Linked DNA regions of Homo sapiens: region 1 is linked to region 2. Evidence: read pairs that join two places in POLR2A ChIA-PET (ENCODE). Cell type or tissue: IMR-90. All regions are shown on one strand. Links, peaks and the distances in the headings refer to the core of each region. The heading gives the core; the rest is flanking DNA.

Region 1 (2,916 bases), core at 318-2,817, 160 kb before region 2:
TGCCAGTTTTGTACTCCATTCTGCAAATGCTAAAATGGCCTCTAATTCAGTTTACCCAGAATTGGCTACAAAGGTCTTCTAGCTGCAGGGTGAATCAACTATTTGGTAGCAGTTTCCACAAGGAAACAGAACAGTTTGTTTTCTTCTTGTCTATTTGAAAGTGACCCCATGTCTACGGAGCTGGCCAAGAAGGTAGGGAGTGAAGGGGAGTGGAGCTGTCTACTCATTGACTATTTTGAAATCTGAATTTCTGCCACAGCTTGGGTAGGCTTTACCTTTTGGTTTCTACTTACTCTTTTGTTGGCAAGTTTCTAAAAGCACAGCAGTGGCTGGGGTAAGTCAACGTGGCCTCCAGGAGATTGACAAATGTTTCTCTTGATGGCAATTTTTTTAGAGAATAGGATGACGTGGCAATTAGCCTCTGAATGGACTCTAGGCCATAGCTCGGCAGGGCCTGCAATTTGGTGGAAGAAATATCCCTGAACAATAAAGGGGAGAAATGCTTTTTATTTATTTATTTTATACATTTTTTTTTTTTGAGACGGAGTCTTGCTCCGTCGCCCAGGCTGGAGTGCAGTGGCACGACCTCGGCTCACTGCAAGCTCCGCCTCCTGGGTTCACGCCATTCTCCTGCCTCAGCCTCCCGAGTCGCTGGGACTACAGGCGCCCGCTACCACGCCCGGCTAAGAGACCGGGGTTTCACCGTGTTAGCCAGGATGGTGTCGATCTTCTGACCTCGTGATCCGCCCACCTCGGCCCCTCAAAGTGCTGGGATTACAGGCATGAGCCACTGCGCCCGGCCATATTTTATACATTTTATTCAGAGAATGAAACCTCCCCTCAACAATATTATCATTATAGGCTCTGAGGAATCTTTTCTCCATCTTGCTTTCCCCTTAATTCTCCATTTCAATTACTCTCACTAAGATCTGAATTCAGAAAAGCGAGTCTGTATTTTTTCTCATGTGCGCCTCATTATTCTTTTCAAGGTTAAGTATAACTCCTTGCACCTACCATACATTTATTAGCATTTCTCTCTCTCTCCCCTCTTCCAACTCCTTTTCCCTACCCTCTCTCTTCCTCCCCACCCTCTCTCTTCCTCCACTTCTCTCTACTTAGCAGAAGTGAAATAACCACTTGCTTTATGCGACAGCCAGCACATGCAGTTACATCAGCTTTTGTGCTCTACCCCAGGGGAAATTATTCAGGGCTTCAGATGCCTCAGTCTTTGATTGATTAAGCCCTGCAGGAGAGGTTTTCATGAAGCACAGCCTGGTTACTTATTAAGAGCTTCTGTGTGGCATTAGCCATCATCTACCTAGGAAGCAGAATGCATGTTCTCTAATGCATGTTCTCTAATGCATTCTCTAATGCAGAATGCATGTTCTCTAATGATTCATCTGTTCAAAGCAAGCGAACACTCAGCCTTGCAAGCTGAACTGTGTGAAAAGCTCAGGCTTTGTCAACAAGGTCCTGAACTCTTTGGTTTTACTAGACTTGAGGCAATGCCCAAGAAAATTCCAAACACATTAAGTGTTAGGAGAAAAGAGTCAATGGGAATTAAACAATTCTGCTTATCTTCTAAGTGGCTGCTGCTGGTGCCTCACAAAACTTTTCCAAGCAGCACAGCTCCCCTCAGCAATCATTCCCAAGACTTGGTGTTCAGCACATGGGAGGGGACCAATAGGTGATAGATGGAAGATGAACTTGACAACATGGAATGATGATGGTGTAGGCCCTCAGTGGAAAAATTAAGGCAGCAAAATTTGTCTCAGGGGCTTCAGAATTTCCTGCTTTTGTGTCCCTGTTGATTTAGGTAACCAGGGTTCTCATTCTGCTTTATAGGGTTTTTATCTCAGACATGTTAGGGATTGAGCTCTTTGAAGATCTGGTGGCTTTTTTGTTTGTCTTTTGAGTGGGTACATTTAAAATTAGGTTCTTAGAAACAGTAAGGCCTCGTTACAAGGCAGTGAACCTCTGATAGTGGGTTTTCAGTCTTAGTAACAGACTAGTGGGAGAAATGCTTTTTGAGTAAGGGTGGAGTGGATGCTTTTAGATACGATTCAAGTCCTAGGGGTATAATGAGAACAACCCCTTGGGAAGGAAGAGACCTAGGTCTGGTGCTAGTGTTTTGGACATGAGAGTGTAGGGGTCTGTAGTGCCCACAGTCACTTCTAAGGAGCTAACCAAGCAGCTCTTCAAGCAAATACTGTCATGCAGGAGTCTTGGGAACACAGTGGGTTGGTTGTGTTTTGCACCTGAGCCAGAGGCAGCTCTCTTTGTTTGCCTAGTGACCAAGTAGATGGCCAGCTTGCTGTAACAGCTCTGCCTACAGGATGTGCTAAACTGGAGAGTATTCAGCCAACTTACAAGATTCGGAGTCTGGTATGCTTTGCATATGAGACATGCAGAAAAAGACCCCTAGGATAAGGTTGCCAGAAGTTGAGAGCAGAGAAAGCAGTGGGCAGGAGCCACAAGGTAGTGGAAGTCATAAGTAAACAGAAGTTATGGGGTTGAGTGGATATTAGAGGGAGTTAGGATTGACAACGACAGAAGTTAGGAAGCAGAAAGATCTAGGAATTTTAGTGGTGGGAGTTAGGAAGTAGAGTCAGAAGTCGATAGTGGCAGGACTTACGAAGTAGACAGAGTGAGAACTGGACAGTGGCAGGAGCTAGGAAATAGGTGAAGTCAGGAGTTGACAGTGGGAGCTAGGAACTAGCACAGTCAGGGCTCAACAGTGGCAGGAATGGGAAGTAGAGAGTCAAAAGTGGATAGCAGGAAGGAGTTAGGAAATAGAGAGTGAGGGGCTGAGGGGCAGGAGCTAGGAAGTAGACAGACTTTGGGTTTTATAATGGTGGAAACAGAAATTAGACAGAGCCATGAGTTGATCTTGGCGGGATCTACAGTACGAAGAAT
Region 2 (2,916 bases), core at 299-2,798:
TGACTCGTGGTTGAAGAAACAACCCAGCTTCTAATTCTCACTACTATACAAATGACCTGCAACTGAGCCTCTCCCAAACACATGCTGTGATGAAGTCCTGGAGGAGAGGTTTGGGGTGCTGGGTGCTCAGAGGGGTGGGAGATCATGGAAGGAATAGGCAGCTTCTCTAGGGATTTTTCTAGGAGTAAAATCCTTGAGGAAGGTTAACTTGAGGCTCATTTGGGTTAACCATGTGGCACTGGCAGAGTCTTTTCTATGCAGGAAAAGGAGTCTGGGTAGTGATTCTCAGCACTGGCTGCATCTGGGAATCATCTGGGGAGCTATAAGAAATTGATTCTTGGGTTCCACCCCAATTCATAGAGGGCAGAGGCTACCTCATATTACTAAATAATACCCCTCTCTTTAGGACCCTTTATGTACAAATATCTGTTTGCCTTTCAGGTTTGTATCTCTGTTCACTTCACAGGAGGAAGTTAGTCTTGTTTTGAGGACTTATTAATTCTAGCCAAGATCACTTGTTAGTAACATACTGACATAGGTTGGATATTTGTCCCCTCCAAATCTCATGTTGAAACGTTGTCACAGTGTTGGAGGTGGATCCCTCATGAATGGCTTGGTGCCATTCTCATCCTCTCAGTAATGAGTGAGTTTTCACTCTATTAGTTACCATGAGATCTGGTTGTTAAAAAAAGCCTGACACCTCTTCTCTTTTCTCTTGCTTTCTCTCTCACTTTGTGATACACTGACTCCCCTGTTGCCCTCTGCCATGTTTGTAAGCATCTTGAGGCCTCATCAGAAGCAGATGCTGGCACCATGCTTCTTGTACAGCCTGCAGAACCATGAGCCAAATAAACCTCTTTTCTTTATAAATTACCAAGTCTCAGGTATTCCTTTATAGCAACACAAAATGGACTAACACAAATACTAAGGGAAACAACTCATACCTTTGGTGTCTCTTGCTGTAACCTGCCATGCTCCTCTGACTTTGGGACAAGTAAATGAGTAGGGGAGAATAGGGAGGAGGAAGAGCTTTATCATCTGATAATCAACAGTTATTCCATTCTCCTCCCCTCCTTGATGAGGATTTTCAAGCACAGAGGTCATCTGAGCTGATGCATCTGTGTTAGCACTCTTGTCTCTTGGTTACTCCTAGTGTTGAATTGGTTTCTGGTTTATTAGCTGGAGTTTTGCCTCCTTCCCTTCCTCTCATGTCCCCTTTCCTTTCCATCTATCTCCCTCCTTAGATTTACCAGCCCTCAACACAGTCCCTGATACTCAGCAGAGAATGAATGTATTCATGAGTGAATACATGAATGCATATGCCTGTCCTCCTTGCTGTGGGACTCTCAGGGGACTGTGCTCCAGTGAGTCACTGCCCTCGAGTGCGGGGCTCATCATCACCAGCAGGAGCTCAGCCCCCAGTGGGAGTTTCCTTAGCTGAGGTCCCTGTTAACTGATCCTCTTTCTGCCCTGGCTAATATTCTCTGCCACAGTCTGTCACAGTGGCCAGCCTGTCAAGCCCTGCCAGGTGGAGACCCTTGGTCCTGCTGAGAGATGTCAAAATGACCATTTTGACATTTCCTACTACAGGGACGCAGGAGCCTGTAGTAGGAAAAATGCCTAAAGTGTTCTGTGGGAAGACATTCCCAGCTTGAGTACAATCTCTGTCCTGTGATGGAGGCCATGGAGTCCCTGGGTCATGCCCCTTGCTTCTGGGGCTAAATGTTCTTGAAAGGGAATCTTTTAGAAGCAGGGGCTTAGCTGAGCTGAGGAAGGTGACTGGGCTTATAAAACAGAGCTGGATTTGGAAGAGATTTAGAGCTTCCCTCACCCTGAGTCCTTCATCCGTGTCTTTCCTACAATACAGGTAGGCCAGTGGAGACCAAACTCCAGGTCTCATTTATCTTTTTTCTCTCTAGATGCCCTGGCAAAGACCAGGCTACAACCCAAGGATACATTTGAATTGAGATAGCATTTGGCAGCAAATCTTTAATAAATGATGGCATTGATATTATATCTCTGTTAGAGTAATTTACTCCTTACAGTAATTTTGACTCAGTTTGTTCTACACAGAGTGTTATTTTAATCATCTTTTCAGTTATTATTAATGAGGTCTCTTGGAGAAAAAATTAGAAGATTTATTTAAAGATTTCCCCCGTGAATTTAAAACAAGAATAGGGATGTGAATACAGACTAAAACAAATCAAGGGCTACCATAGATATATTCAAAGACTATTGTTTGCTACCATAGATGTATTAAAAGACTACTGTTTGATAAATTGGCAACATAATGGTAGCACTGATGGCAAGGTTCAGGCACACTCTTTCTTATTCAACTTGTCCTGAGATTACCCCTTCCTCTCTCCTGGCTCCTGCCTCTTCCCTCATCACTGCCGTTGTGCCTTTGCTCATGCTCTTTCTTTGTTCTGTTGTGCTGGACCCATCTAAAGCTCTCTAGTCCAAAGGATCCTTTTGATTCTCACCTTTCCCAACTTTCTTTAAAACTGATGTCTCCATCTTCAATGGCCAGGGCAATATTGTCTGTAAACATGCCCATAATGTTAAGAGGGGTTTCTATTAGTTTCCCAACAAACTAATAGTTACTCTGAGAAGGGCATGGAGTTTTATGAACAAAGATCTTTGGGGAATGCTGAGCTAAAGGTAAAAAGGTGTTTTTTTTTTTTTTTTTTGCAGCATTTACCAGAGCCTTTAATATACTGTTGTGCTTTGTTGTGAACCTCCCAATAGGAAGACAGAGTATGCAGCTTTTTCCAAAGCCCCTTGGTTTACCTCCAGTAATGGGGATACTTAATGTAAGATTTGTGGAATAATATGGAAAACATAAGTCTTTCTAAAAATTATATAGTTACACTGCTGGAGGTTATGGAGATTGAGATATCGTTTAAGATCTGGAAG

What was found. Peaks named below come from ENCODE experiments on the same cell type or tissue, not always from the same donor. Only the 100,000 strongest peaks of a DNase experiment are listed, where the experiment ranks them.
Region 1: POLR2A ChIA-PET joins it to region 2 with 5 read pairs; 4 of 35 experiments call an interaction of 5 or more read pairs at or near these places.

Annotation. Positions count from the first base shown.
Region 1 is chr2:48,698,322-48,701,237 of GRCh38, forward strand. The region is part of intron 10 of STON1-GTF2A1L (STON1-GTF2A1L readthrough); the gene reads left to right. It overlaps LHCGR (luteinizing hormone/choriogonadotropin receptor), which reads right to left. Exons shown (of 11, transcript NM_000233.4): 9 at 294-479. Among named protein-coding and RNA genes, the nearest start is that of LHCGR, 56 kb to the right of the region's middle. In IMR-90, for the core only: no CTCF peak of the experiment used is centred there; a DNase peak (open chromatin) is centred at 1,460.
Region 2 is chr2:48,859,207-48,862,122 of GRCh38, forward strand. No RefSeq gene overlaps it. Among named protein-coding and RNA genes, the nearest start is that of LHCGR, 100 kb to the left of the region's middle. In IMR-90, for the core only: no CTCF peak of the experiment used is centred there; no DNase peak of the experiment used is centred there.